2 separate regions of the Mus musculus genome follow, and region 2 is linked to region 1. The links are chromatin loops, found by intact Hi-C in ENCODE. Cell type or tissue: left cerebral cortex. All regions are shown on one strand. Each heading gives the region's core, and the rest is flanking DNA. Links, peaks and the distances in the headings are about the cores only.

The links. Peaks named below come from ENCODE experiments on the same cell type or tissue, not always from the same donor. Only the 100,000 strongest peaks of a DNase experiment are listed, where the experiment ranks them.
Region 2: it touches region 1 in a loop (2.1-fold over the local background); 2 of 42 quality-filtered maps call a loop at or near these places.

Annotation. Positions count from the first base shown.
Region 1 is chr15:20,368,986-20,385,871 of GRCm38, reverse strand. No RefSeq gene overlaps it. Among named protein-coding and RNA genes, the nearest start is that of Gm25976, 190 kb to the right of the region's middle. In left cerebral cortex, for the core only: no CTCF peak of the experiment used is centred there; a DNase peak (open chromatin) is centred at 10,535; H3K27ac peaks cover 211 bases.
Region 2 is chr15:20,212,225-20,229,110 of GRCm38, reverse strand. No RefSeq gene overlaps it. Among named protein-coding and RNA genes, the nearest start is that of Gm25976, 36 kb to the right of the region's middle. In left cerebral cortex, for the core only: no CTCF peak of the experiment used is centred there; DNase peaks (open chromatin) are centred at 5,324, 5,567 and 6,847; H3K27ac peaks cover 398 bases.

The DNA of each region.
Region 1 (16,886 bases), core at 5,779-13,778:
ATATGTATCTTATTCTGATGAGTCAATGAAATGAATGAAAAAGTAAGTTTTCTTTTGAAGCAAGAGTAGAAACAACTATAAAAATTGGATAATTATTCAAAAAAGTTTCCAGAGAGTGGAGGGTGAATTTGTACTAATAACTTATTTAATGTTACTATATTAGTGAATAAGATGGTCTGGAGATCAAGTATAAAAGAATAAATTATTCTTTTGTATAAAAGAATACTGGGCCAAGTTTTTGTTTATGAATACTTCTCCCAAAATTGATGAGTAAAACGATGACAGGGCCATCAAATCTTAACTACACAGACATGCCTAGAGTTGGTTCTTCTTAATGTACAAGTAGCAAGATGGTTAAATTTTTTAGTTCTCTCAGTGGGACACATCAAAACTAGGCAGCAGGAAATCAAAGAATCATCCTACTAAAAATCTAGTGTCACACATCAGTTACTAACCAGAAAGCACTTGTTCATCTTTAAATATGAAACAGATCTCAGATAACCCCACAGTCAGAACAGATGTTTGACCATTGATTTCTTTCAGTTTTGTGGTGACTCACCAACATGTATTTACCTCAGTTGGGTATCTAATTGCATAGCTTTGATCTTGGGTTTTTAAACATCTGTAATCCCTTGAGATATTGTGTTCCACCAGTTAAAGATTTATTTTATTTTATTTAATCTTATTTTATTTCATTTTATTTTATTTTACTTTTTCCCCCCTGAAACAGGGTTTCTCTGTGTAGCCCTGGCTGTCCTGGAACTCACTCTGTAGACCAGGCTGGCCTTGAACTCAGAAATCCGCCTGCCTCTTCCTCCCGAGTGCTGGGATTAAAGGCATGCACCACCATGCCTGGCTCAGTTAGTTTTATTATGAACATCTAATTTTCCTTCTCAAACAAGAATTGCCAATATAAACTCAATCATTAGGAATGGATAGTCAGAAAATTTGCTATGAATATGCACAGTGCTAAGAAATAGGTTCTGAATAACCTGGAAAATTAGTGCCGTTTTTCTTTAGGCATGAATTTTAAACAACCTTTTATAAAAACAAAAACAACAAAACAAAACAAGGCTGCTGATGTATGCGTGAAGGAGGGATTGAAGAATAAAAAGTCATTTTCAGTCACAGTCAATCTTGAAAGCACATGTCATTTTCTTTTTTTTTTTTTTTTTTTGGCTTTCTTTTTTTTTCCCATTTTTTATTAGGTATTTAGCTCATTTACATTTCCAATGCTATACCAAAAGTCCCACATACCCACCCACCCCCATTCCCCTACCCACCCACTCCCCCTTTTTGGCCCTGGCGTTACCCTGTACTGGGGCATATAAAGTTTGCGTGTCCAATGGGTCTCTCTTTCCAGTGATGGCCGACTAGGCCATCTTTTGATATATATGCAGCTAGAGTCAAGAGCTCCGGGATACTGGTTACTACTCAGCTATTAAAAAAATGAATTTATGAAATTCCTAGCCAAATGGATGGACCTGGAGGGCATCATCCTGAGTGAGGTAACACATTCACAAAGGAACTCACACAATATGTACTCACTGATAAGTGGATATTAGCCCAAAACCTAGGATACCCAAGATATAAGATACAATTTCCTAAACACATGAAACTCAAGAAAAATGAAGACTGAAGTGTGGACACTATGCCCCTCCTTAGAAGAGGGAACAAAACACCCTGGGAAGGAGTTACAGAGACAAAGTTTGGAGCTGAGATGAAAGGACGGTCCATGTAGAGACTGCCACATGTCATTTTCTAATCATCTATATGTCCTAGTGTGAAATCAACATAAAGCTCACTTTTTAGTAATTGTTTTTACTCTCTTTTTTTTTTTACTTTCATTTTAAAGAAATGAACATTACTATAAAATGGCCCATTTTTTAAACTAAGGACACACCAATAATCTTCACATTATATGTGCTTAGCAGTTATTGTCTAGGCTGGCTCCTAGTGTTATTGCACAAAACTAGGCTCCACTTTCAGAAGTGGAAATCTCAAGAAGGCGCTGATTAGCTCTAGTTAAAATTCTCTCTTATTCCTCTAAGACAAAGGTTCATGGGAAAATAATTCTAGGCTCAAAGAGCTCAAATATAGTGAATCCCAGATCTCTGGTAAAAGGAGTTAATCAAACTTAAGGCTTTCAGTATAATAAAAATTCAGGCTGATGACTATGAAAGAAAGGACTGCATTAGCTTACAGGCAGAAACCATCAGTCATTTTCATCACACATGGTGGGGGATGGTCTTGGCCCTAAATATACCTACAATTCTCATAAATTCATTTTTGAGAATTTGAGTAGGGACTTTTTAATTTTTCTCTACCTTCAGGGTACTGATAAGTTTCCTTGTTAGGATCAGTATCAGCTCGGGACCCCCAAAGAACAAGTTCTTAACACAAAGCAGATTTGTGTGCCCAAGAGCGATACAGGGAAAGGAATAAAAGACAAAGCCAGAAGACAGAGGATGGGGAAGAAGGAAAAGGGGAAAAGGAAGAGGGGAAGGAGTATTTTTCCAAGAGAGCAAAAGAACTTCCCTTAGAACAGAGAGGAGAATGCTATCACATATAGGAAAATGCACATTTATTAATGAACAAGGGTTTGCCCTTAAGGCTTACTTTAAGATGAAGTGTTTTATTTTAATTGGGCATGTTAATTAGGTGAACCAAAGGGTTGTTTGATTGTTGGACCTATTATATATTTTGATAGCTGGACCTTGATGATCAACCTCGGGAGAAGGAAGTAGCCAAATAAGGGAATAGACAGTGAGGGCTAGCTTTAGGAATGGACTAACATTTTTTTATAAGGCAGAGGAAATTGGAGAGAAGCCCAAGATCTGCCAGAGGCATGCTCACCATGTTCTACCTAACCAGATTCATGTCACTACCTTTGAAAGTCTGCAATTCTATTTTTGAATGTTGCAAATGTAATATATGAGCATTACAAAAGTTATTACACAATATTTAAACACTCTGAAATATACACCTGTATATTAATAAAATGTTGTACATTTGCTTAAATTTGAGACATTATTTTGGTTTGCATAAAGAAATTTTTAGGAACATGCAATAATTTCCATACACTTTTTTCCCTTCATATAAATTGGGATATATATATATAGTACATAGACTGGGTGGGTCAAACATGAATAACTGCTTTCAAATTTTGAGTTGAAAATAGTTCGTGAGCAAGGAGTCAACATGGCTGTTTGTGTGGAACTACTGGTTCTAGTTTTCATCCTGCTTTGTTGTTATAGTATCCACATGCAGTTCTTTTGAATTAAGTGTGGTCATGGAGATAGGAAAAAGGAACACAGTGTCTTATCCACTTCTTAGATCAGTGCTGTTTGATTAATGATCACTCTAAAGAACTCACTTAACTCTACCTTCTAAAGGACTAATTTTCAAATATCACCAATTATTGGTTATAGTTTTAGAATGTCAATGTCATGAGTAAAGAATTTATTCCTTTTCATTTTATAAAATGTTCCAAGTGAAACTTATCATGATTGACTAGTAACCTTTTGGCCTGTCCTGCCTGTAAAAGTGCCACACTATCTGAAATAATTTAATTAATTAATAAATTATTGAGACTAAATTTTCATATGCAAGCCATGTTAACATGGAATATGAAATTCTTCTGTCTCATTATCCCGAGGGCTTGATTTGCAGTCACAAACAACTATGTATTGGAGTACTTTTATTTTTGAAGAAAAATATACAGAAGCCCAGCATAGTAGGACATATTTCTATTTCAGAATTTATAAAAGAGAAACACAGTGAGTTCTAGACCAACTATTATTTTATAAATCCTGTCTCAAAACAAGCATTATAAACAGCAACATAAAAGATGTGAAATATATAAATTGAATGACAGGAGATCAAAAAGAACAGATGTTAGCTTTAAGGAAGAAACAGTGTGAGGACAAAAAACTTGAACACTGAGAACAGCACTGAGAACAGCAAAGGGAAGACATAGTCTTCAACTCCACAATAAAGGACTTTCCCAGTGTTAGAACCATTCATTACTACAATCATTTGTTTCATAGAATGGAGTCTTCATGGAGAGACCCACTTTTAAGCCCGGGGTCCTCAGTAATTTGTTTGGGATATTTAGAGGAAACCCATTGTAGATTAGGGATTAAAGCAATGATAGTTAAGATTTAGCTCTTTTTACTCTGAGTGTTAACGATGACTAAAAGACATTAGCATGTTACATGAAAATGACCACAGGGAGTTAATTAAGTGTTCACTGAACACTATGTGTGAAAAGATAAGAACAGCAGAGAGTAGCACATAAATAATTATTTGTACATTTTAATTAATTGGTTAAATATAAAGAAGCATTAGAACATATATTAAAGCTTCAAAGAGTGACTTATTGTTAGATATTTTAAAATTCATGTATTCCAATTGTTTTAAGGAGACTTAAAGGCTTTATTCTGCATAAATGAAACCAAGTTTTTATTCCACAAACACAAATTAAAATGAGCCTTCACATTTTCTAAAACTTCTCAAATTCTTAATTATCAAATATTGGAATAATGTTGTGTATACATCTCCTTTAACTAGAGATCCTTAAGGTAAGACATCCTGATTTCCTTTTGTGTCTTGTAAAGTGCAAAGGTTCTTTTTAATGTAAAGAATGACTTTAGAATTTCATATATAAATACTATTTACATAATTCACACCCTTCCTATCACCCTCTACCTCATCCTGTACCTCCCACTCCCTTTCAAATTGTAACTTCTATAACTATGTATGTGTGTATATATATGTGTGTGTGTGTGTGTGTGTGTGTGTGTGTGTGTAAATACATATATACAATTACATGCTTCTGATTCCATGCAGGGTCACCTTTATGTTTATTTGTTTATGACTGACTACTAGGGACTGCACAACCTCTCTTATCTCCAGAGAAGTTTGGTTTTCCCTCTCTTAACAGCCTCTAATTATTTTTTGTTCTTCATTGAACTGTTGAGCCTTGTGAAATTTCCATCATAAATATTTGCATGTCCATGGATGCATAGGACTCTGCTAGTCCTAAAGGTGACCACATTGGTGATATTTCATTTGAAAAGTCCCTTGTCATATATAGAAGACTCTACTTCACAATAGAGAACATCATCCTCTGGTCTGACCAACTTTCTATATATTCCTCTGCAATGTTCCCTGAGCCTTAAGTTTAGGGGTTGCATTGAAGATATACAACTGGAACTGAATACTTACTGGATAATCATTCACTGAATTTGGAAAAAAATGTGGATTTCTCAAATGGTCTCCATATGTTGCAAATGAAAACTCCTCGGCTAGAGACAGGGATGAAAGCTATGCTTATTTGTGGGTATACAAAGCACTCATAATGCAATTAGAAGTGATACTGATGTAAGAAACCAGCAGTAGTGGGTTCGTCTCCTCATCCATGGCATCACCAGCCATGGATAATTTGTTATGTTTACAGTACAAGTTCATAGTAGCAGGCATGAATTTCCTACTAACCAAGATTTATGTAGAATTAGAATGCAGTATTACCTCAAGATAGAATTGCCACTGTTGTATCTTGAGAATATTTTGACAAATTGACGTTTTTGTGGTCCATAGGATTTTCAGTGGGCGGGACTATTGATTGTTTTCCCTCCTGTGGCAGCTTGCACAGTATTTAAAAATAGCATTAGCATTGCTTTTTAAAGAGGAAGTACTCAGGTCAGTTCGACATGGATATCCCTCAGACCAGTGTCCAAAATAGAAGGTGTCCTTAGCAGTAAGTCATTACCTTCAAGAGCCAGGAGGCAACCAAGAGTAATGAAAATAACTTATTTAATTTTGGCTTATATTGACTCCTAGGACCAAAAGGTAAAGTTTCTCATGCACTGTGCTGGGATGGTTTTAGATAGTCTATAGCTTTTGTGGGAGCCTTATTGTGTGTGTGTGTGTGTGTGTGTGTGTGTGTGTGTGTGTGTGCACGCGCACATTCATATATATACATATATAATTTTAAAATAAATATTTAATAAAATATTGTTTATTTATTTTTTAGACCTCCTTATTTTTATCCCAACCCCTCTCCCTCCCTCTCCTTTTGTCCTCATTTCTCACTCTCCAGTTCAAGCCCCTACCCCTGTACTTCCCAATCCATATTCTCAAACTAAACAGGATTTTAATCAATACTCAATAAAAATTTGTATGCAATTAAATCTCTTTCTTATACAAAATAGGAATATCTTGTTATAAAATTTGCAAATTTTATAAAAATTACAGGACATTTGTATATTCATCTTGTATTAAAAATATATTCACTAAGTCCACATCTGATATAGGGCTAATACTAAGAGTTTATAAATAACTAAATAAAGTAGATATCAACACACCAAATAATACATTTGTCAGTTAGCTACTGATTTAAACAGTTAATTATCAGTAGGTAAATCTCATATGGCTGGGAAATGTTTAAGAAATGTTTAACATCCTTTATCACCAGCAGAATGCAAATCTAAAGTATTTTGGGATCCCAACTTCTACCTGTCAGAATGGCCAAGTTCAAAAACCCAAGTGACAGCTCATGCTCATGAGGATGTGGAGCAAGGAGGACAGGTCGCTACTGCAAGTGGGCATAGAAAACATGTACATCCACTATGGAAATCTGTAATGCAGATCCTCAGATAATTCGGAACCAATCTATCTCAATACCTAGCTACATCACTCCAAGTCATATACCCCCAAAAGAGCTCCATTTTTTCACATGGACACTGCCACAACTCTGTTCCAACCAACTTTATTCATTATAGCTAGAAGCTTAGATTTCTCTCAACTGAAAACTGAATAAAGAAAATGTGGTACATTTACACAACGAAATACTACTCATTCATTGTAAAAAAAAAATGGCATCATAAAATTTATAGGTAAATGAATGGACTAGAAAAAAATCATGCCCAGATGCAGAAACATAAACATCATATAAATTCACTTATAAGTGGATAATAATTATAAAGTAAAAACAATCATAATGTAATCCCGAGACCTAGAAAAGCCAAATAACAAGTAGAGCTCAGAGGGGATGCGTGGATATTCTGGAAAGGGGAATCAGAGTAGATTTTGCAGGTGGATGATGGGCTGATGGGGATGGGAACAAGAGGGATAAAGGCCATGGAGGGAGTGGGATGGAGGCAGTACTGGGAGAGGGAAGTGAAATTTGGGTACATTTTGGGGGTTGATGTGGAAATGTAGTACAGTGGAGATTCCCTGGAATCTATGAGGGTGACCCTAGCAAGGATTCCTAGTCATTGGCTATAAGGAGCCTGAACAGGCCATCTTTTTTGTAACCCAGCATATTTCCAGTGGTAGGATGGGGATACCAACCCAGACATAAAACCTTCAATCTACAAATTCCACTACCTAAAAGATGTTCTGGTGTAATGGTGGCCAGAAATTATGTGAGTGAAAATTCATGACTACTATAACTGGGCAGATGACACAAGAAGGACACGTAGACACTGCCTAGTTGGCCAGGAACTAGAGGCTGGATACATAGGGTAGCACTGAACAGGACTGGCAAAACAAACACACAGACAGACAAATGAAATTATTTCTAATGATATACTGCGGTAGTTCTAGTTCAGTGCCTAGCCCAGTTGTCATCAGAGAAAATTTCTCTGGCAGCTGATGGGAACAGATATAGAAATACCACACCCACACATTTCCCTGAAGTCAGGGAACCTGTCAGAATGGGTGGGGAGGACTTGTAGTATCCAAATGGGTCAAGGACATTAGGAGATGGGGTCCATAGAATTAAGTATGCAGAGGTGATAGCAGCTCACAGAAACTGAAGCAGCAATCACAGGGTCTGCACTGGTCTGTGGTGGGCCTTCTGTAAATATATTTGTCATTGATTAGCTTGGAATTTTGTGAGATGTATAAAATGTGAGTGGGGGTGTTTCAGACTATTTTGCCTGTTCTTGGTATCGTTTTTTGTCGACTGGATTCCTTTTTCATCCTTGATATGAGGATTTATGCTGAGTTTTTGTGCATATTTTTATGCTCTGTTTGGTTGAGAGCACAGAGAGGCCTGTTCTTTTCAGAAGGGGAAAAAGTGGAGCCATTGTTCTGGAGAAGAAGGAAGGTGGGGGAACCTGCAGGAGTGAAGACAAGGGTGTGTGCATTAGTGATGTATTGAAAGAAGAAAGAAAAATGTATTTTCACTTCACAGATAATTGTTTTATGAATAACCGATTAGTTTTAGAACTATCACAGAGAGTGGAGAAAATTTAGCCTAAAATCTTGCAAATCGTTCATATATATATATGAAATGAAATTTTGCTTGTTTTCATTTCAGCCATGCCTGGTTGTATTTTATTTCTTACAACATATAAATGGAGAAAATTTCATTGACTCATAACATAGCAGTACGACTTCTTTCACTCTTTCATTCCTTACGGATCATTTAGATTTTCCTTCCACAGAACTGTGCTGAACACAAGAAATTTCTTTGACTATTCATTTTTAATCACAATGGAATTTTCAGCTTGGGTTCCTTTTGAATTTTGGGATAACTTACTTAGCAGGAGGTAAGTAATGTATTGTTAGGGCAAAAGAAAATACTCAAGTGATTTTTAAGTATTGTTATTGTTATTTCACGATTTTGAAATAAAAAAAAATAAACGTTAAAAATCTCTATATTCTTCCTATGGGGCTGCAAACATCTTCAGCTCCTTGGATCCTTTCTCTAGTTCCTTCATTGGCTCAGGCTAATGGATGACTGTGAGCATCCACTTCTGTATTGGTCAGGTACTGGCAGCGCCTCTCAGCAGATAGCTATAAAGAGAAAAGGGGATAACATTTGAAATGTAAATGAAGAAAATATCTAATAAAATCTCTATATTATGATTACATTCTTATTTTCAATATTGGAAAAAACAAATCATTGTCATTTAGGAAATGTGGCTTGAAGCAGTATTTCTACATGAACTCTTTATATATTAAAATATTAAGTTTTGCATCCCCTTTCCTTTTATTTTTATATAGCTATCTACTTAAACTCTAAGACTAAATGAATTTCTGATATTCCCAGGTACATACAAGCTATTTTATTGGCCTATATTTATTATATATATGACATTAAGCAAATAAAATTGCTACATTCATTTTGATTAGTGGGTGCTTTACATTGACTAGACTACTATAAACATAATAACACAGACCAGTTAATATAAGAAGCCCAGATTTAGTTTTCCTTCTGATATGGAATCTGTATGTCCTTGGAAATAGATTAGAAGGTGTTTTAGTTAGGGATTTACTGCTGTAAACAGAAACCATGACCAAGGGAACTCTTATAAAACAACATTTAGTTGGGGCTGGCTTACAGGTTCAGAGGTTCAATCCAGTATCATCAAGGTGAGAACCACAGTCAGGCATGGTGCAAGGGGAGCTGAGAATTCTACATCTCCATCTGAAGGCTGTTAGCAGAATACTAGCTTCCAGGTTGCTAGTATGAAGGTTTATAACTCACACCCACAGTGGCACATCTACTCCAATGGGGCCACACTTTCTAATAGTGCCACTCCCTGGGCCAAGCATATACGAACCATCACAGAAGGTTTGGGTTCCTCTCAGGGATCTCTTTACATTCACTCATCTGATTGTGATTTCACACTTTGTCAGGATGGCTTGTGGCATGTTCCATGTCCCAATTAATTGTATTACAAAGATATTAGTCAAATTAAAGACTACTTTAAAGATATTGGTTTTGCATGGCCTCTGAAAAGAGTTAGTCTCTAAATATAGTTACATGGTGTTTTCCAAACCATGCAGAGAATCTGTTGCAGGGTTTTTAGGTTTTCATATGAACATTAAATTGGACACTCTCAGACATGCGGAGGATAACAGAATCTAAATGAAAACTGTAACATGTTGGACACTACCCAATAACATGCAGTGGTGAATCTAAAGAACACAGTAATGTTTTCAATAGAAATACCATAAATAGGGCATATATGTCTGAAAGAATAAATCTTTGTGTCACCTGATTTTAGTAGCCTCTACTAAAATTACTAGATTGTAATTCTGTATTTTTAGTATTGAAACATTTTTCTCATTAGTGTTATAATTAAATATTAATAAAAAAGGAATGGTAAACAATATTCAATTTCCAGAACCCTTAGTCTGTCCAAGGAAAGCAAGACATATAAAGCTTTCATAATTTAAAATGTGTTCCTACTGTTTAGGAACGTACTTTACATTGGCACCATCGGATCAAAGAGCCTGAGTCTCTATGAAAATTCTAATTGAAAATGTTATCACAAGTCTGTCCTTAAAATGATAAAGTCTAGGAAAGACAGAACATAAGTAAAAGATGCTTTACATCATAAAAACTAATGTATTCAATTCTAAGAGCTATTTTACTCTTTGTATAGTATAAGAATCAGCCAAGTTGGGAACAGAGTGTTCATTTCATTTTTCTCCCACACCACAAAGAAAGGAATAGAATGTCAAAAGCAATGAGAAGAAAAATTACACAATGTGTTTCTTATGACTATCTATAAAAATGCCCAGTGTCTTGTAGAACACTCTAAGTGAATCATTATGTGCAGAATCAGGAATGGCAGATACAATCTCATGAATATGCCATTTTAGGAGGTATAGAGTGTTTCTCAGCTGAAAATAAGCGTTCACTTGACCCTACTTCCCCTTAAGGCACAGTTACATTACTTTGTTGCCATTTAATTCAGAAATTCATACTCTCAGACACATGGTAGGCACTCCCTTACTTAGTCCTTCAAAATGAGAGGAACTTCTGTTGCTAACCTCATTCTGTACCTCAGTGTAACAGATACAAATTCAAACAATAAATGTATTGGATACAAACTGTAAGGTACTTCCTTATTGACCTTTCTCTGTCACATTGAAGACATTTTAATTTCTACATTTGTTGCTAAAGTCATTCTATATTTATTTGACACATCTAACTAACATTTTTATAACTCTCTTAGTATGACAGATTTGTTCAATGTATTGACTTCACATTTTCAGAGGATTAGAATTTAGCACACTTCTACTAATCTTAACTCTTTCCAGCTTTTACTGCTAAAATACACTTTCTTACATAAGACAGCTATATGCATACATTTGAATTCATAAATATTATATCATTCCATAACAGCTATCAATGAATATTTATGTATTTTTGTAGTTAGCTGAGTCTTTGCAAAGGTGTATGAAGTCCATGTTACCAGTTTCCATCTTTATCTGTATTTATGTCCTATCTAATATGAGTTTGCAGATTTTCTAATTAACCCAAGTCATATGTTACCCTAAACACATTCTTAGTCTGAGTTTATAACTTACTGAAATTAATAAATTGAGGATAAATTGATGACTTATTACAGTATATCTTTTAATTGGCTTTAGTTTTCTTGTTTATGGAATATGAAGAAAATCATCATTGTCATAAATGTGGGGATGAAATTTGGTCATGATATTGATCAAACCTAATTCTTCCTTCAGGACCAATAGACACTCAAATTTTCTATCAATATCTCCAATAACATTTAGATAATTATTTTAAATTTATTCAGATGGTGATTAACTTTAGATACATGATCTCTGGAAAATGAATTTTAACATTTGTTTCTGAAATATTAAATGTAGATATGTTTTTTGTATTTTTAAGCTTCAATTTTTATCTTCATTATGGTTTTATATAGAGTTTTTCTTTATACCAAGATGTATGACTTTTTCCTAATTTTATATTTCTTCTACATTTTTTGAATTTCTTACTATTTAGAAGCCAATTGAATTATTCATGTTTGTGTTTTTAGCATTTCTGTATGATCTTATAATACCCATCTAGTTTTATTTCTTTGTACATCTTTATATCAAATTAATTCTGCTGTTTTGAATACTTTCTATAATTTAAACATTGTATTGAATTTTTTCTTTAATCAACGTTCCTTTTTTGTCTACTCCAGTTTCTAAGTGTTATGAAAGCAATATATAATATATTTGAGTTTATATATTTATGTTCATTGTTGTTTATGTCTTCTGTGTTATCTATTTCATAACTATATTCTTAGTTATCTGTGTGTACTTTGGATATTTCGCTTTGTATATTGCATGAGAAAATTTCTACAATAGAGGCTCTATCGAGATAGACAACTCTTTCGGTTTTTCTTCAAATTCATAAGAATATAATTTATGGACAAAATATGTCATTTCAGGAAGATTCCATATTAGAAAGCTGGTCTTATCTCAAGCTGCTATTGCTACAATGAACATCATGTCCAAAATCAATGGTAAAAGAAATGGCTTCTGTTGGTTACATATGCCGAATCATAACATCCATGGAGGGAAGCAAAGGCAGAAATTCAAATGATTTGGGAACCTGGAAGCAGGCACTGATTCTGAGCTTATAGAAGAGCACTGCTTACTGATTTGTTCCTCTTTGCATTTTCAGTCTGGCGTAATATAAAATCCAGAACCATCCGCTAAACTAATATCACCAACTAAAATATGCTCGGCCTACAGCATCAATCATTAATTAAGAAAATTCCCTACAGATTTGCTGCCTACAGCCTGGTATTTTGGAGTTTGTTGTTGTTGTTGTTGTTGTTGTTGTTGTTGTTGTTTTGTTTTGTTTTGTTTTTCAATTGGCTTCCCTCCGCTCAGGTGTTTCTCCCTTATATCAGGTTGACAGAAAACTAGCACATATAAGAATAGTATGATATGGGCAGGAACTCCATGCTAAAACAAGAGTTCCTGCCAACATCACTTGGAGTTCACACTTAGTGTCCAGAAAACTTCTAAAGTCATAGGCTCATATCCTGTAGGCTGCTGCTTATAGAAGGGTTGCATGTTTTGTCAGAGCTCATCAGTTTTTTATGTGTCTAAGGTGTTAATCCTCAATGTTATGGTTCTGCCGCTTATGGATTGGCAAGAGCACTGGATGGAAAAGAATTGCTTCATAATGAAAAAGTGAACAGTTCACATGTTTGCAGTAACATTTCCTATTAAGGTCTAGGGTGCTAACTCTCTTCATCTTATTACATCTTCTGTTCAGCATTTGGTAATCCATTTAAATCATTCTCTACAGATACACAGCCTTCTTTCTTCAATAATACCTTTTTTTAAAATTTTAACATCTTTGGAAAGGGAAGAAAGAAAAGACATGTGCTTATACTTTTGATTGTTAAGACGTTATTCACTGTTCAGTTCTCAGATGTCTGTATTATTGACCACATTTTCTATATTGAATGCAGCAAGTAGGTTTTTTCCTCTTTGACATCACACTAAAATAATAAGTGAAAACCATCTCTCATATTTCCAAAAATGTTTCCTCTTACTGTCTTTCAGGAACCTTGTCTAATCTGAGAATTATGTTAACTTTTATGAAGTTTACTTTTCCAACTTAATTACATTTGAGGTTGGACATGGCTAGTGTGTATGTATATTTTTCTGTTTCTGAAAGACTTTCTCCACCTGTGAGAAGCCTCAAACTGCTTTGGTAGTGATCAGTTTTCAATTCCATACCTGTCCTCACAATTCAAATACTTTTTTACATTAGAGTAAATGGTAGATTTGGAAAAAAAGAAGAAGAAAAAAGAAAAGTCATGCATAATATAGATTTGTGATTATATTTTCAATGCTGACATGGTAAATTAGCTAAACAAGTACTTGAAGATTCCAAACTCAAATAAAGTTGAAGTACAGTTATATTAAAGGATAAAATGATCATGTGCAATTACTTGTACAGAATGAGATTCCACTCTTAGTTTCTAGAAAGGGAGAATAGGTTCCTTTCTTAGGTGAAATTCCCAGAATTGTAAAAAATCTAAGAAAATAAATTATAACAACCATTTTCCCAGTAAATTCTTAAAATATACACTTATCAAAATCATGTGACACTGACTAACACTTAGAAGGGGGAATAAAATGCTCATGGAAGGAGTTACAAAGACAAAGTTGGGAGCAGAGACTGAAGGAATGACCATCCAGGGACTGCCCCAAGGGAGGATCCATCCCATATACAACCACCAAACCCAGACACTACTGTGGATGCCAACAAGAGCTTGCTGATAGGAGCATTATATAGCTGTCTCCTGAGAGGCTCTGCCAGTGCCAGACAAATACAGATATGGATGCTCACAGCCATCCATTGTACCAAGCACAGAGTCTCCAATGAAGGAGCTAGAGAAAGGACCCAAGGAGCTAAAGGGATTTTTCAGCCCCATAGGAAGAACAACAATATGAACCAACCAGTATCCCCAGAGCTCCCTGGGACTAAACCACCAACCAAAGAAAACACATGGTGGGACTCATGGCTCTAGCTGCATATATACCAGAGGATGGTCTAGTCAGTCATCACTGGGAGGAGAGGCCTTGGTCCCATGAAGGCTCTACGCCTCAGTATAGGGGAATGCCAGGGCCAGGATGCAGGAGTGGGTGGTTGGTGAGCAGGGAGAGGTGGGAGGAGAGAGGGTTTTCAGAGGGGAAATCATGAAAGGGGATAGAAATGTAAATAAAGAAAATATCTAATAAAAATAATAATAAATAATAAAAAGAACAAGAGAGCAGATTCAAAAAAAGAAAAGAAAAGAAAACTCAAAATCAACAATGTGGAAATTTTCTAAAAGCAATTTTCAGAAAATACAGACTGAAAAATAAACTTGAATCAAAATAAATCCCCTTAATTACTTATTCAATAATACTTTTATCTTTATATCTGCAATCAAGAAATTGATATTAAATGAAATAGCAATTATTAATTTAATATTGTAAGGTTAATAAAAAATCAGAAACAGGGATGATTTAGTTTCCCAAGGCTTGCCAAAAAAGGCCCTCCAGTATATTTTGAATGTTTATCTTGCATTCAATATAAAAACATTGTGGAGAAGAGTACAGACTATATGAAAGTTTAATAGTGAGTAATATCTTAAAGAACATTGGAAGCACTATTTGAGATATATCATTTTTTTCAATAAGAAGTAGACATAATTATATTATATTATATTAGAATAATTTCTAAAGTTGAAGGAAAAAGGCATCTTCAAATATGAACCTTCTTTCAGTAAGATGGAATGAGTAACAGCACTAATAAAATCACAAGTAAAAATTTAAAAATCATCATAAATAATAATCTTACAATTATGTTTCAGAAAGTTAATACTCTTATAGAGATAATCAATGTGCTTGAATGGAAGTAAAAAAAATTAAGCAATATGTAAATAACAAATAATTGTATCTAGTTAGAATATTATTTAAATATGAGGAAGGAAAATATTTGCAGTTGGTGGATTAATATTTGTAGTTCTGTGCAAAGTTTTAAAACACAGCTAAAGAATATGTGTCAAAAGCTAGATGATTAATTCAGAAAGATGATACAGTACCCATAAATACCAAGAATAGCCTAGCAGACCTGTTCATGGAAGTTCCAACGTAGCAAATCCACTCAAGTCTTAGAGTATATATGAATATTTAGAAAGTATGGCAAAAATAATGTCCTTAAATTAGACAGATCTTTTGAACTTGTGACTGAATTGTTAACAGCCAATATTCCATTATCTTACCAAAATTCCATTGATCTATATTAAAATGGTGAACTTTTGAAATTGTAGTTTAATAATAACGCAGATGAGGGAAACAAATCTGAAATGTTTTCCATTTTTTTCAGATACCTTAAATCCCTATATTATACCAGCTTTGCATCTTTCTCTTTCCAACTAATCATTTATCAAAAATATGAGTAGTTATTACTGAAAATAGTTATTGCAAGCAAGTTTAAATAAATGAACAGTAAAGAGCTACATCTGAAACCTGTTTATGTTTCAATTTGAAGTCTGATAATAAAGAAAACCTTTTTGCCAGTTTTTAAACAAGAGAACTAGTAGTTTTAACTAACAAACTAACCCATAATCTAACACAATAGTAGATTACCTGGATGTAAGAAGCTAGGTGCCTTTTTCTTAGCTGCTAAGCTACAAATAAGCATCAGTGCAATCAGAGAATTTGAAGGATAAATTGAAATGAGGCAGACTTATCCGTATTCCATTACCCAGACAGTTGATGCAGGTTTCTCCCTGCCCCAGGCACTGAGAACAGAAGCAATCTTTGGCCATCAAGCCCAGAAAGTGATGAACCTGAGAAGGACTGACCTTATCTTGTCTAAAGCAACATGTGGCAATCAGTTCCCCAGTAGCCCTCTGTTTATCTACAGTTCAGACCAGGTGCTGGCAACAAGTGAAGCATTGGGGGAGTTAAGACCAGTGGTTATTATACCAGAGTTCAGGTGGGTAGCATTGTGCCTGCCTCTTCTTGGACACCTTGGGCAATCTCTGTCCATCATGGTAAGTTTAAACATATTACATACCATACTCATCAGACCTCTGACAGTTTGAACGCCAGTTTTATCCTAGTATTTCTGAGTTGAACAACTTTTATCTGTTTTAGATATCTGCTCTAAATTTTACATTATAAACATGAAACAGGAGACTAAATAATGCTTTAACTTATTAACTGCATCAGTACTTAGCATGGCTTCATATGTATTTCTGAACATTTACAGCCTTACTATCATGCCCTGTTAGGTTAGAGCCTTAAAAGCTACAGGTTTTAATTGAAGATCTTCTAGTATTAAAACTTTTTAACCCCAAAACATACTGCACACGGAGAATTATATAACAGGACATAGTAGTTTCCCTTACGATTTAGTTTAAGCTGAAATGATCTCTTGTCAGGACAGGAGAATCATAAAAATTTGAGGCTTAGAAAACTCTTATCATCTCTTTAATCTCCTAGAGACTTGGCAAGGCTCAAGCAAACTGAAAGGAAGGTGAATAGATTCCAAGATCTAGTAATTTTTAATATTTTAACCCTTCAATATATATTTTAGTTAAAAAATT
Region 2 (16,886 bases), core at 3,527-11,526, 150 kb after region 1:
TGTATTGCATAAAATAGTTAAGATCATTCACTGTAATTCAGTAAGCATTGTCTCTTTTATCCTTGTGAAGTGGACCGTAGCCATTTCGATATAGCTTAATAAAATTAAGAACATTTCTCAGTGAATTTAAGCTGATGCAATTTGTATCAGTTAGCTTGGTTTTAAAAATTAGGCTCAAATGCTTTAAAAGACCTCAAATCCATTTGGGATTTTTAAGATTGGACTTTTAAAATAACCCCCTAATGTTTCTTTGAAATACTTTTAATCTTTCTGATTTAGTTGTGAATGAAGAATGACCTAAATCACATTTTTGTCTTCCTAATAGAGGTGGTAGGGAGGGAACAGCAGGTTTTCTCTGAAAATAAGTAGCCTGGTTTGTCTGAATATATTTATAGCTGGTATATTATCTTCTGCTCTCCACGCTCTAAAGATTAGGGGGTCAATGTATTTGAAGTAGAAAAAAGTAGAACTACCCTGGGAAGTAAACCTATTAAGAGCAATGGACTTTCACACCACGAAGCTTTGCAAAAGACATACATATAGAGACCTATCAAATGTGTCTTTAACTTCTGCATAGGGGGTAGAAGTGGGGGCAGAGAAACAACGTAGGCAGCTCACAACATAGCCTGAAACCAAGGTCAAGCTATTAAGTATGCAGTTGCGGAGGGCATAACAGTCCTAGACAATTCACACTGCAGGCAAAACAACAACTGAAAGGTGAAAGCAGTTAAAACAAAGCAAAAACCAAAAAGAGTAGCGAAGGGAAAATATTGAAAATGAAAGCTTTCCTTCTGCTGAGCACTGAAGTATATATAATTTTAAATATATCACACATTTCATACTCGTAATCATTTTGCATTTAAGATAAATGTATCCATGTATTTCTGTATCCTCACTGTCATTAAAAAGTCCTGATTTCCAATCTGGCGGTTCCTCAGAAAATTGGACATAGTACTACCGGAGGATTCAGCAATACCTCTCCTGGGCATATATCCAGAAGATGCCCCAACGGGTAAGAAGGACACATGCTCCACTATGTTCATAGCAGCCTTATTTATAATAGCCAGAAGCTGGAAAGAACCCAGATGCCCCTCAACAGAGGAATGGATACAGAAAATGTGGTACATCTACACAATGGAGTACTACTCAGCTATTAAAAAGAATGAATTTATGAAATTCCTAGCCAAATGGATGGACCTGGAGGGCATCATCCTGAGTGAGGTAACACATTCACAAAGGAACTCACACAATATGTACTCACTGATAAGTGGATATTAGCCCCAAACCTAGGATACCCAAGATATAAGATACAATTTGCTAAACACATGAAACTCAAGAAGAATGAAGACTGAAGTGTGGACACTATGCTGCCCCTCCTTAGAATTGGGAACAAAACACCCATGGAAGGAGTTACAGTGACAAAGTTTGGAGCTGAGATGAAAGGATGGACCATGTAGAGACTGCCATATCCAGGGATCCACCCCATAATCAGCATCCAAACGCTGACACCATTGCATATACTAGCAAGATTTTATCGAAAGGACCCAGATGTAGCTGTCTCTTGTGAGACTATGCCGGGGCCTAGCAAACACAGAAGTGGATGCTCACAGTCAGCTAATGGATGGATCACAGGGCTCCCAATGGAGGAGCTAGAGAAAGTACCCAAGGAGCTAAAGGGATCTGCAACCCTATAGGTGGAACAATATTATGAACTAACCAGTACCCCGGAGCTCTTGACTCTAGCTGCATATGTATCAAAAGATGGCCTAGTCGGCCATCACTGGAAAGAGAGGCCCATTGGACTTGCAAACTTTATATGCCCCAGTACAGGGGAACGCCAGGGCCAAAAAGGGGGAGTGGGTGGGTAGGGGAGTGGGGGTTGGTGGGTATGGGGGACTTTTGGTATAGCATTGGAAATGTAAATGAGCTAAATACCTAATAAAAAATGGAAAAAAAAAGTCCTGATTTCAGAATACTGTTACAGACATCTGCTTCCTGATGATCAAACTCTCAATTCTTCAGATAGTAGTCTCTGGCTCACTATTAGTATCTAAGACATTATTACAACCTAGTGACTAGTTAATTTCTTAATCTCCAAAGTCTACTTCTCACACCTGAGTTTCTCAATGCACCAATCCTTTCCTTAATTTTTCTCCATGTCATTGCTTTGAACTCAAATAGTACACTTCCAACTCTAATGATTATTTCAAGTCTTATTCTAATAACCATCCCCACCCCAAATGTATTGACATTAAAGATCATTTTTCCCTTCCAGAATCTACATGTTTTTCATCCTATTGGTGTCCTGGTTTGCACAAATATTTATCCATACCTCAACATGATTATGTCCTCTCAGCTCTCACCCCCCAAATCTTCTTTAAATCTAGGTTCTAAAAGCAGAAGGTTTTCTCAGAATCTATTTAGAAGACAATTTTTATCTCTGTTTTATTTTGGTGATCACATTTAGTCTCATAAATTTTGATATATTTATATTATACATTAAGAAATTAATTTATCCTACCTAGTTTTATTTTCCCTTCTGCAAGAAGACAGTTTTCTGCTATGTGTAATCTCATCTGTGTCATTCAATAGCTGATTGATTAACATGTTATTTTGAGAAAAGAGCTGTCATCATTCTTATCCATTAATATCAATAAAAATATTCTGATATTTTTCTGTGTAATTACACACAAAATAAAGTTATTCATTTTGCTTATGTCATGAATCACTTTGGCAAGCTTTTAGCTGAAGCAGTAATTATGAACGTACCTTGTTTTCTTACTTTGGAAATGGTTGTGGGACCCCTTTCTTTCTCCTAGGCTGCCAGGTCCTACCTTGATATGTGTTTTTGTGCTTTGTGTCATTGTATCTTGTAATCAGTGTTTAGTTGATATTCATTGGAATTCTGCTTCCTCTCTTTCAAGGGACATGGAACAGCAGTGGAAATGAGGGGGAGGGGAGGAATAGGAGGATTGGAAGGAATAGAGGAATGGAAAAGTCACAGATCACAAATAATTCCTAGAAAGGCAAAGGCATAACATTAGGTTTAGTATTCAAGGTGTTGAGTACTGAATTGCATCTTGTTTCAGGTGTTTGCATATGTGTGTGTATTTGTGTGTGTGTGTGTGTGTGTGTGTGTGTGTGTGTGTGTGTGTGCTTATATATATGTGTGTGTGTTTCATTATCACGTGGATATGTGGCATGTTGGGCTAAGCTCTTTAATTCAAAGTTACCAGAGATGCCTTTCTCTTTCTCCTACTTGAGGTTAAAATCAAAATACCATCTACTCATAGGTGGCACCTGGATTCTGACTGTCCTTTAACATATAGATAATCTAGTACCAGAATTTGAGTTCCCACAAGTATGAGATATATACTCTAAGAAGAAAAAAGAAAAAAGAAAAAAAGGGTGGGGTCAGGGGGAGGACTAAATCCCTGAGGGCCAGCAGAAAGAATGGAAACAGGCAACCTCAGGAAATAGGAGGTTGGGGGGAATCCTCCAGAATGCACCAGAGACCTGGGAGGTGAGAGACTCTCTGGATTCAAAGGGAGGGACCTTAGATGAAATGCCTGACAGTATGGAGAGGGAACTTATAGAGCCCATCTCCAGGAGTTAAACAGGGCATCAAGTGAGGGATGGGGTCTGTTGCCATCCCACAGTCACAACTCTAACCCATAACTGTTCCTGTCTGGAAGGATTACAGGGATGTAAATGGAGAGGAGCCTGAGGATAAAAAGGTCCAGGAACAGACCTAAAGTTGGATCCTAGTCAAGATGAGGTCCCACAGCCTGACACTATTACTGAGGCTATGGAGCACTCACAAAAAGGGACCTATCATGATTGCCCGCTGAAAGATACAAGCAGCTGAAAGAGTCAGATGCAGATATTTGCACCCAACCAATGGACAGAGGCAGCTGAGCCCTGTTGTTGAATTAGGGAAGACTGAAAGAAACTGAGGAGAAGGGCAGTCTTGTAGGAGGACCAGCAGTCTCAATTAATCTGGACCCCCAAGATCTCTCAAGCACTGGACAACCAAGCAGGCAGCATACACCAGCTGATATGAGGCCCCCAACACACATACAGTAGAGGACTGCTGGGTCTGTGTTCATTCAGTGATGATGCACCTAACCCTCAAGAAACTGGATGCTCCAGGGAGTTTAGAAATCAGGCAGGGTGGTGCATGGGGACCTCCATGTGGAGACAGGGTGGGGAGGAGGTATGGAATGTGGAACGCGGGTGATAAAATATGGACTGTAAAAAATTAATTAAAAAATAGAAAAAAAAAATCTAAGAATGATCCAGAGTGGGAAAACCAAAGAGAAATTTAGTCTTATCCACCTCCACCGAGTATATGTTGACATGTTCTATCTAACACAGAGGTGTCACTCCTATACATCAGTTTATGCCATTCTGAAAATGAATAAGACCATATTTTTCTTATATTTGTATAAAACCCAAAATATAAAACCTCCAGTCAAAACATAATCTAGATTCTTAATCATTCGGCTTAGAAAGACTGAATAGCAATAATTAATATTGCTCCAGTACATCACATATATCTTACCAACCGGTGACTTTCTCAACACCTTCTAGAGTTGAATCAATCTTGGATAATGGAGTTTAAGTAGTTAATAAACTTCAGCCTTTTAAGAAAGACTGAAGCAATGGCTGTGACTACTATTTCAAAAGCCTTTCTTTGCCTTTATTCCCATGAAGGAAATACAGCTACTGATTTTAAAGCTTCATCAGTGTTAAATGCTGTATTATCCTGAAAATACCTCAACATTTAAAAGAAAAACTTTAAAAAGTCATTTAGAGCAATTTCTAAATTAGAGAAAAATCATAGACATTTGAAATCATTAGTTTTATATATTGCATTTTACTTGATGCTAAGAAACCACCCTGAACTGACTTGTGTAGAGTTAGATATGAGCCAGGGAAAATGAGTCTGCTCTTTTGCAGTTCACTTGTAAACTACTTATCTCATCTCCCCCATTAGCTCCTCTTGGAGCTAACAGTTCAGTCCTAGTGTCTACTTAGCACCACAGTGCAATGGTTGTAATGGCTTGACTCACATCCTTTCTAGAGATTAAAACATTTAAAATGTATTATTCCCAATTACTTTTTTTTCTGTAAATGTCTACCTAAATTGAATACCTTAGCTGCCAGCTTCTGAATTTCCATTTAAACACAGCTGTAGCTACTATTGCTATTGAAGAATGCACCTCTGAGTCAGTGCAGAGTTAGCTTTAAATTTATGCTCCCATTGGAAAGTACCCAGCAGTAAGTTTCAGTGGATTGTTTGCATAAGGGCTGTGGGAGGCCTCAGAAAGAACTGTAATGGCTATGGACGTGACACTATTAGGAGTCATAGCTTGAACCTCAGGAACAAAAGGGGTGCCTTAGGGCCCTATGAATGTTCTTGCTCAGAGTATACATTTTAGAAGTGAAAGTTCTGTTCCAATATACTTTGGGGAAAAACTCCAATCTTTGTATGTTACATTTTTTTTCTTTTGTCACTACTTTACTTTGTGTCTGCCAAAAGCTCAGCGAGAAATTCCTAATGTGCTAAATGAGCTAATCTCTGAGGTTCCTTCCAGCTTTAAAATTCTCCAGCACAGTGGCAGATAGTACTGCAAATGTGCTCATGGTTAGAGTTTGTTCCCTAAAATAAAAATGGAATAAAACAGATGAAGATGCAGGTGCCACATGAAAAAGCAAAATGACTAAATGGACCAGCATGAGGTACATTGTGTCCCGGCTGTTCAAATACAAGGCAGACTCTGTGCTAATTTTTCCTCATAAAAATTTGTGTGGCACATGTTGAAAATGTTATATCAACCTATGAATTTCAAATATGTACACTGAACATGTCATGTAGCCTGAAAAATAATATAAGCAATTATGTCTTGTAAGTATTGTTCAATTGGTATACATTCAGAGATGCAGAGGTGTTTGAAAAATATTGAGAGGATTATTGCCCCAAGAAAATTGGTAGATGTTTCTAAAGGGATGTGTATAAGGATTGTACAAGTCTATATGTGCAATGCTACATATGCAGAGATGCATGCCTCTAAAACATGCAAGAGATCCTGGGAAAGCATCAAACATACTTTCTTAATATTAGGTGAAATGGGTTTGAAAAAGGATATTTATGCATCTGCATATTTCTTTGACTTTATACTCTCAACTCACAGAGAGCATAAATACATTTAGTAAAAAACAGTACATTAAGCATCCAGATGTACACTGCCCATAGTTCATGATGTTCAAGTAAATATTTGAAATTTCAGGGTAGTTATTTCACATTTGTTTTTGAATTATGGCAGGAGATATAGAAGCAAACTCTTTACAGTAGTTCTGTGCATCTTAGTAACCATCCTTAGAGCAAATTAAGATGATATATCAGCTGCCTGTGACATGGCCTTTGTAGTAGGTTGAAATTAACTCCTGTTTTTGTACATTATGCTAAGTTTGGATTTCTCTTCTAACCAATGCTTTTAGTCCTTTATAGGTGTGCACTTACCAAATGCAATGCATTCTCTTCAGAATGCTATGATCAAGTGTATAGGAGCCTGCGAGAACACATAACCTTACCTTTGATTGATAAGAAAGCTGAGACCCTTCCAGCAAAATAGGAAGAGGTTTGGAAAGTCCTCAGTGAGTAGCTCTAAAATCTGCAATTTGCATCATATAAAATTATATTGTTTTAGAGAAACACAAAAGAAACCATTATCATTGTTACTCAGAGTATAACAGCATTCTGGAGAAAAAAAATGAATGAAGAATAAGTTTTTTTCCAAATCTGGCAGAATAAGAAGCATGGAAATGAGCACAGATGGTTGTATATTCTGTAGGAGTAAAGCTGTAGGAATGGAAGGCACACAAATGAGCATCATCTCTCCCTGCTGGGTGTGCACATATATAACACAATACATGTATATAACATTGTATGTAGATTATTATATGTCATTGTGTATGTATGCAATACTATATTCCATTATATGTGTGTACATATAATATGTATATAGCATGAATGGGTGTATATATTGTAATATACGTTAAGCACACATATAAAGGCTTCCATGCTATAGCACCAGTATGAAAATAAATAGCAGTGGTCTGTATTGTCAAATTTCCTCTATCTCACCTAAATCACCATCTTTCTATATACCACCAATATTTGTTTTTCATTTAAACAATTCACACTTATCATCCTTCAGTTAGATCTCCTTTTAATCCACATTTTCCTGTAGATTGATAGTTAATATGGCAATATATACTTTAAATGAAATAGTTACATTACCTTTTATTATAAGCATGCCCTTTAATTGATCTGAAGAGAAATGTACATTGCAGATTTCATGATCACCAAGTGTTTATTTTATTTAAAACAATAGCCAAAAAATAGAATCACTTAAGTTTATATATGTAAATTCTTCTACCATATGTTTCATGTCAGTTGTAACTTGTATAGACGAAACTTAGTTTTCAAGTCCAGTAACCTTATCATTATCTTCCTAATATGTAACATGGAAGACAAGTCTAAAATGGTTGTCATGTATCCGGAGCTTTTGTCCCGGCCGGCAAGAACACACTCAGGAAAACCGGAATCTTCTGCGGCAAAAGGCTTTATTGCTTACTTCTCAGGAGGAAGACCCAGAATCCAGAAAATGAAGCTGCTTATATAGCCCGCAGCGTGACGTTTCAGCACCTGATGTGGCGTGACAGCTCACGATTTGTTGCTCGCCCATCACCCCATTACTATGCCCGGAGATGGCAGTGATTAGGTGTGAATTCACTCTTGCACTTGCACATAAGGCTTGTTTACTAGTTAGGCGCAGTGGAAGCCAGTGCCATCTTATAATGGCGATTGCTCACGACACGGCTCTCCACAGTCATGGCTTTGTCCACAGTCTCTATTCTCTAAACCTTGGTATCCTTATCTTTAAAAAATGGCTTATTAATTTTTTTCATTTCATGTTCTAATATTTTGATGATTCATTGTATGTTTGCCCCTTTGTTGTGTCAGTATTCTATTCTTATAATGTAACCCACCAAGTTAAATTTGGATTTAATACGTGTCACACATAAGCTCACATTACAGTATCAATCTGTACTGACAGTGTTCTCAATACACTATTATATTTGAGACAATGTTGGCTAAAATGATTCAAGTGTTTGGAGTGTGTGCCTTGATGAATGAAAGTAGTACATTCCAGAAAAAGGAAGAGTAAATAAGTAACCACATGATAAACTTATAGGAATATATACACGCACACACACACACACACACACACACACACACACACATATGTGTGTGTGTGTGTGTGTGTGTGTGTGTGTGTGTGTGTGTATGAAATTATATCTTAAGTATTATAAATGTTACAAATGTAGCAAAAAGATCTGGTCCAAAGTACTTATTTTATTGAAAAGTATGAGTGAGTCAGAATTGGTATTAATCATAAATAGTGACATTTAATTTAATTTCCTGCATGATATAGTTTTAATGTTTTATTTTCATATTTCAGAGTGTATTAGCAATCATACTTAATGAAAATAAGTGATTTATGAATAAAATTTTAATAACTTTTATTCAGTGTCCTGACATAAATATTTCTCACTTTTCTTGATGCATATTTTTATTTTATTTCTCAAAAATTATGAATTTACACAATTATATTTGGATGTGTAATTATATACTGTATTCCCAGATATCTCTTGCAAAGGACTTGGATTCTGTTTTCAGAAACCAAATGGCAGTTCAAATCCATTGTTCCTCTATTTCCAGGGTATCTAACAGATTTTTTTTGACCTATTTGTGCACAGTGTGAGCACAGTGAAGCTAATACAAACTTACAAACATTTATACAAACAAAAACTAGAATTTTATTTACATAATTTATACATATGAAATAGAAGAAGCAATATGATAACATGATATTCAGGAAGTTCTGTGCAAAGTTTTGTCAGTTTATTACATCTATTATATCAAACACCTGCCTATCATCTATCTGTCTGTCTATCTATCTATCTATCTATCTATCTATCTATCTATCTATCTATCTATCTATCCATCCATCCATCCATCTATTTATCTATCTATCTATCTATCTATCTATCTATCTATCTATCTATCTATCTATCTATCTATCTACCTATCATGTATCCATCTATCCTTATATATTTCTGTCTACCATCAATCTCTCTATCTCCTACCATACATCTATATTCACCTAATTTCTCTCTAATCTCTCTGTATCTATAATCTACTTATTTCTTATTTGTGTGTTTGTATATATTATGAGGGGCTTTCATGGTTACGTTCATAAGCAACGGTCTTTATTGAAGACAAAGTCAAGTTAATGAGTTGATTTTTCTTTCCAACATGCAGTTACCAAAGACTGAACTCAGGCCTTTGTATTTGCTTGAACGTGTCTTTCCCACTGAGACAGGATCTAAAAATTTAAATAGCTCAAACGTCTTTCAACAAAGAAATGGTCAGAAAATGTGGTACATTTACACAATGGAGTACTACACAGCTATTTAAAAATGACTTCATGAAATTCTTAGGCAAATGGATGGAACTAGAAAAGATTATCCTGAGTGAGGTAGTGGAGTCACAAAAGAACACACATGGTATGCACTCACTGATAAGTGTATATTAGCCCCAAAGCTCAGAATACACAAGATGCAATTCAGAGACCACATGAAGCTCAAGAAGAAGGTAGACCAAGGTGTGGATGCTGTGGTCCTTCTTATAGTGGGGAACAAAATACTCACTGGAGCAAATACAGAGACAAAGTATGGAGCAGAGACTGAATGACTGACCCACCAGGGGATCCATCCCATATACCATCACCAAACCCAGACACTATTGTGGATGCCAAGAAGTGCATGCTAACAGGAGCCTGATATAGTTGCCTCCTATGCAGCTCTGGCAGTGTCTATAAATATAGAGGCAGATGTTTGCAGCCAGCCAATGGACTGAGCACAGGGTCCCAAAAGAAGGAGTTAGAGAAAGGACTGAAAGAGATGAAGTGGGTTTGCAACACCATAGGAAAAACAACAATATAGATCAGCTAGACACCTAAGAGCTCCCAGGGACCAAATCACCAACTCAGGAGTACACATGGAGGGACCTATGGCTCCAGCCACATATGTAGCAGAGAATGACCTTGTTGGGCATCAGTGGCAGGGGAGGCCCTTGGTCCTGTGAAGGCTTGATGCTCCAGTATATGAGAATGCCATGGAGGGGAGGCAGATGTGTGCAGGAAACACTCATATAGAAACAGGGGGAGGAAGGAAGGGAGTTTCAGGGGTGTGCGGGAAAGGGGATAGCATTTGAAATGTAAATAAAGAAAATATCCAATAAAAGGAAAAAGAAAACTAATCATTTACCTCCTTCTCTCCTTCTCCTCTTTCCCTCAGTCTCTTTCAAAGTGCCTGTGCATATTTTGTAGGACAGACTGATGACATGAAGTAATCATGAGATCCCCAAACTTATGTGCAACTGTTTTACTACTTTAAAATGTTAGAGGGGGCTACAGTCATTTCTCATTCAATAAATTACTTGTTTGCAAGCAGGCAAAACTATATTTTGTCTGCAGAACTTACATTAAAATTATCTCATCTATATGGTGGTATCTTTGTAATTTCAGTGTTGGGAGGACAAAGAAAGAGGAACCCTCCTGTTCACTAACTAGGGAGAGTCTGCCTTATTTGCTAAATCAAGGCCAAGGAGAGATGTCTCAAAGGAGGTAAACAAATTGCTCAACATTTCATCTTAACAAATTATTCCCTAGATTCCACATGCATGTTCATTTGTATGTACCCTTTAAAAACACACACACACACACACACACACACACACACACACACACTACACCTTAGTTAGTATATAGTACTTATCTAGTTTGCATGTAGCCTTGAGTTTGGGGACAAGCCCTGCACAAGCTATGTATGGTGGAACACACATATAATTTCAGAACATGGGATATAAAGGAAGAAACAGTATCAAGAATTCATGGATATTCCTGGTGACAGAATGTTAGAGGCCAGCCTGGAATACATACTGAATGGTTAAACAAAAACAGTGTGTAAAGTTTTATTTGCTTTTGGTTTTCATTAATTCCACGAAGTGTAACATATTCACTGTTCTGTACTTATCAGTCATGATTCATTCACACAGCAGGTACCATTGCAGTTTAGAAAGAGGATTTTAGAGAAGTTATGTTTGAAGCTTAGGAGAAGTAGGCAGAAATGTTTTGTATTTTCTTAATTCATAAATATAAAAGCTTTATTTTTCTTTAAACGTCATTATGGTTAGGAATCTTACAAGGGTATATTTTGCTTTGATATGTTCAATTTTATGGCTTAAAATCTGGAACACACAAAGTAAAAATACATGAAAAGTAAATCCTTGACATTTTTCTTGATGGATTTTATTGGAGAAAATGATTATCAGCATGTTAAATTTCTCTAATTATAGAGACTCTGAACATTAATATTATATATATATATTACATATTAAAATTTAATTTAATCATCTATAATTGTTAAGTTACAATCATAGTTATAGATCAAGTAATAAAAATTAACTGTCAGTTCTCAAAGTAGGTGTTACCTTTAGATTTTCACTGTTTTAAATTGTCAGTTATTCTTGTGGTGTGGATTGAATGCACAGGGCAATGGATTCTATTAAAGGGCTCAGTACATGCCCTACATCCATGTCCACAGTGCGTACATGTGTGTGTGTGTGTGTGTCTTTTGATTTTTAATTTCCTTAATTTTTAGATTATAATACAATTTCAGATTTTCGCCCTCCATTTTCTTCCTCTATGTCTTCCCTCTTTCTTCCTTTCCTTTACATTCATGCTCTGCATTTTCATTAACTGTGGATACAGTTAACTCTACTTAAACCTGCTTATCCTGTAGAGTGTTGCTTGTGTGCATTTGGTACTGTATAACCTGTTGGTATGCTCTATCCAGGAGAGACTATCGTCTCTGTTCTCAGTGTTCCTTACTTGGCTGCAGTTATTTGTGAAGAGTAAGGTCTCATGCAATCTCACTCTCCTCTGTAAACTTTGCTGTGCCTATTGTTTTTCTTGTACAGCTCATGTTTATTCAGCCTCATTGAAACTTTTCCAGTGTAGTTTTTGACATTCCTAGGAGACACAGTCTCACAGAGAACTTCTTAATCTTGTTTTTAGAACACACACACACACACACACACACACACACACACACACTACTCTTTTTTTCAGTTTCATTTCTAATGTACTACAAAGTAGAACTTTTTGTATGATAAGAATATGAAGTCAATTTTAAATCCAAGTATCAGTAAATTTAATCATCTTCATTATTTCTTATTTACGATGTGCCAGATAATCTGTACATACACTGGAAATACACTTCCATTTCTTCCCCATACCACCTTGTCCATGAAAGTATCCTTTCAGCATTTTAATTCCAGAGTAATAATTTAATATTTTTAGTTAAACAGCTGAAATTTGAATTCAATCATTTCTTGATTCCCTTCAACATCCATTTGATTACATTCTTAAGTGCTGCAGATTTCTTTAGGAAAAGCTGGTGTATTCATGTGTCTGATGCAAATTTACAGCTACAAGATATAGCTACTGATCACTGCATGCAGTTCTTTCATATGCCAGGAGACTTGATTTTTTTCTATAATATATTCTGTTATATTATATTATATTTTAGTGTACATACCATGTTACTGTAAAAAGAATACTCATCAATATTCAATAGAAACATATATGAGTAAATTATAGGATTTTGTATGTGTCCTCTTTCTTCATAGATCTTTTTATATCTATATTGGTCAGTGCTACTGATAACAAATTGAAAGGATTGAATATTTGCCTGTTGATATATAATACTGCTTTTTATCTTTCCATGACCTTTTGGTTTTTTTGTTTGTTTGTTTGTTTTGCAACTAACTTTACCTTGCAAGTATTTGGAAGGTGTGATTTCAACTCATAAGGCAGAAGAGAAGACTAAATTTGCTTTGTAATAACATTCAGTTTCCTTTCAACTTTTCTCTTAAAATCCAAAGAGTTCCAGGACAGCCTAGCTCTGGATACACAGAGAAACCCTGTCTTGAAAAAACCAAAAACCAAACCAAAACCAAACAAAACAAAATTCAAACTTCAGGCTATAAAGAGCATTTTGCCATGCTAATATAGCAAAATTACTGACTGTAGGAATTTTGTTAAAAATTCACAAATATTGATAAAGATGAACTACAGTGCACAAAATAATGAATTTAAACTTACTGCTAAAAAAGGTTGAGTCACAACTTTATTTCCATTATTATATTGTAGGTTGATTGTTCTTTAAGGATGGAATTCATTGTCCATCTTTCATATTTCACATATTTGGGAAATTAAAAAAATCAAGAAAAAAACTTAATAAGTAATAGAGGTAGGAGTGCAAAAATTACTTTGTTATAGAAAATATTGATTAGCAATATCCAGACAAAATCATAATCAGTAGAGGGATTTACCTCTACTGAAAATTCTAGCAGGTACATAAAATGACAGTACTTTACAAACAGCAATTATATACATTGCAGAGCATAATGGCTAAAAGAAATGAGCACATAATTATAATATATCAAGTAATTCCTGCAAATGTAAAAATCTGCAGAGTATGAAAAGCTTTACTTATTGGGAGATAAATATTTCTGAGTTTTTCTTAGCTTCCTTTAAAGTGAGCAGTTGCCAAGAATATGATATATGTGTACACAAATCTGTAGTCCATAGCTGAGTTGAGAGTTAATCATTAGACCAAGTGAGAATGGTGTTTCTTACACCTTTTGAAAAGGAATACTCTTACTTTAAACATGAAATTCAAGTACATCCTTCCAAATCAAAAGTGATATATAACTCCTCCACTCTAAGTAACCTCCCACTGGGTGAATCAACACTATGGTTTTACTTTGAGGAATGTAATTCAATGTTGTCCAATAATAATTTATTGGCTGTTACTACATATTGTGACTCTTTTCAAGTTTTATAACTAATATTGAAACATTGCTTGCGCAATAAATAAAAAAAACATGAAAATCATCTCTTCTTGTTTGTGTTTTGTTTTTGTTTGTTTGTTTTGTTCTTTGTTTGTTTTGTTTTTCGAGACAGGGTTTCTCTGTGTAGCTCTGGCTATCCTGGAACTCACTCTGTAGACCAGGCTGGCCTCGAACTCAGAAATCCGCCTCCCTCTGCCTCCCAAGTGCTGGGATTAAAGGCATGTGCCACCACCGCCCAGCATCTCTTCTTAATATAATTAGTTATCTCTTGAATTATATTATCTGGTATGAACAGGAAGCCTTAGTTTTTCCCTAAAGTTTTAGGGTTATCTAGACTGTTACTGCAAGAGATTTCTTTTTCTTTTCTTTTCTTTTCTTTTCTTTTCTTTTCCTTTCCTTTCCTTTCCTTTCCTTTCCTTTTCTTTTTCTTTCTGGCTTCAACAATTCTATATATGTTTTCATTTTTATTGGTTATTTTATTTATTTACATTTCAAATGTTATCCCCTTTCCCAGCTTCCCCTCCACAATTCCCCTATTCCTTCCCTCCTTCTCTGCCTCTATGAGTGTGCTCACCCACCCCCAAAACCACTCCTGCCTCAGAAACGTAGCATTCACCTACCCTGGGTCATCCAGCCATCAAATGGAGTATGCAATCATCTTTGGGTGAGAAATGTAAAGAGGTCAAATAAAATATGAAGAGACTCTCTCCTTGCCTCCTCCTCCTCTCTCTCTCTCTCTCTCTCTCTCTCTCTCTCTCTCTCTCTCTCTCTCTCTGTCTCTGTCTCTCTTTCACACACACACACACACACACACACACACACACACACACACACACACACACACACACACACATTAAATGTTATGTGAGGGTTGGTCTAAGACACTTCTTTTCCAGTGTGTGTGTGTTTTTGTATATTTGAGGATGGAGAACTGACTCCCAGGTTCCTTTATCACTTTTCTCCTTAATTTTGATGACAAGTCAGCAATTCTGAAATGCTAGTATACTTCTAGATTAGCTGGTCAGGAAGTCTCAGGGGGCCTTATGTTTCTGCATCCATGGATGCTGTTTCATATATTCATTTAGGCTGAGCTGGGTGGATGCTATGGATAAGTATTTAAGCCCTCATGCTTGGACAATTAAGTACTTCTTTGTATCTTCAGCCTTAATTTTTTTTCTTTTGAGGTATATTTTACATAGTTTAGCCTGCTCTTGACCTTGTTGTGCATTGGAGGAGGACATTAATCTCATTTTAATAATATTTCTTATACTGGAAATATTATCAACTACACATTGGAAAATTTAAATATACCACTATGCTTTAAAATGAGCCCCATCTACATTTTTAAAATATTTTTAATAGGTATTTTCCTCATTTACATTTCCAATGCTATCCAAAAAGTCCCCCATACCCTCCCCCCACCCCCCTACCCACCCACTCCCACTTTTTGGCCCTGGCGTTCCCCAGTACTGGGGCATATAGAGTTGGCATGTGCAATGGGCCTCTCTTTCCAGTGATGGCCAACTAGGCCATCTTTTGATACATATGCAGCTAGAGTCAAGAGCTCCGGGTTACTAGTTAGTTCATAATGTTGTTCCACCTATAGGGTTGCAGATCCCTTTAGCTCCTTGGGTACTTTCTCTAGCTCCTCCATTGGGGGCCCTGTGCCCCATCCAATAGCTGGCTGTGAGCATCCACTTCTGTGTTTGCTAGGCCCTGGCATATTCTCATAAGAGACAGCTATATCAGGGTCCTTTCAGCAAAATCTTGCTAGTGTATGCAATGGTGTCAGCGTTTGGAGGCTGATTATGGGATGGATCCCTGGATATGGCAGTTTCTAGATGGTCCATCCTTTTGTCTCAGCTCCAAACTTTGTCTCTGTAACTCCTTCCATGGGTGTTTTGTTCCCAATTCTAAGAAGGGGTAAAGTGTCCACACTTTGGTCTTCATTCTTCTTGAGCTTCATGAGTTTCACAAATTGTATCTTATATCTTGGGTATTCTAAGTTTCTGGGCTAATATCCACTTATCAGTGAGAACATATCATTTGAGTTCTTTTGTGATTGGGTTACCTCACTCAGGATAATGCCCTCCAGGTCCAACCATTTGCCTAGGAATTTCATAAATTCATTCTTTTTAATAGCTGAGTAGTACTCCATTGTGTAAATGTACCACATTTTTTGTATCCGTTCCCCTGTTAAGGGGCATCTGGGTTCTTTCCAGCTTCTGGCTACTATAAATAAGTCTGTTATGATCATAGTGGAGCATGTGTCTTTCTTACTAGTTGGAACTTCTTCTGGATATATGCCCAGGAGAGGTATTGCGGGATCCTCTGGCAGTACTATGTCCAATTTTCTGAGGAACTGCCAGACTGATTTCCGGAGTGGTTGTACAAGCTTGCTCTCCCACCAACAATGGAGGAGTGTTCCTCTTTCTCCACATCCTCGCCAGCATCAGCTGTCACTTGAATTTTTGATCTTAGCCATTCTGACTGGTGTGAGATGGAATATATTAGCCCATCATCAGTACAGAAAAAGTAGCAGTATGCCTGGTGTGTATTCACTTAACAATACTGCAGTTAATGTAACAAATATAACCAGCCCTAAAAGATTAGCTTGATAGAAGGCACCTGGAAGATGTTAGACAGTCAGAAAATGTCATCAGTGTGAGCTAAAGGCACAAGCAATTTGAGTGACACTGATTATCTTTTAATTTTCTTTTTAATCTTTTGAACTTAACATTTTTATAATTAATTGATTACTTTATTTATTTGCATTCAAATATTGCCCCCTTCTTTGTCTCCCCTCAGCAAACTTCACATCCCACCCCCCTCC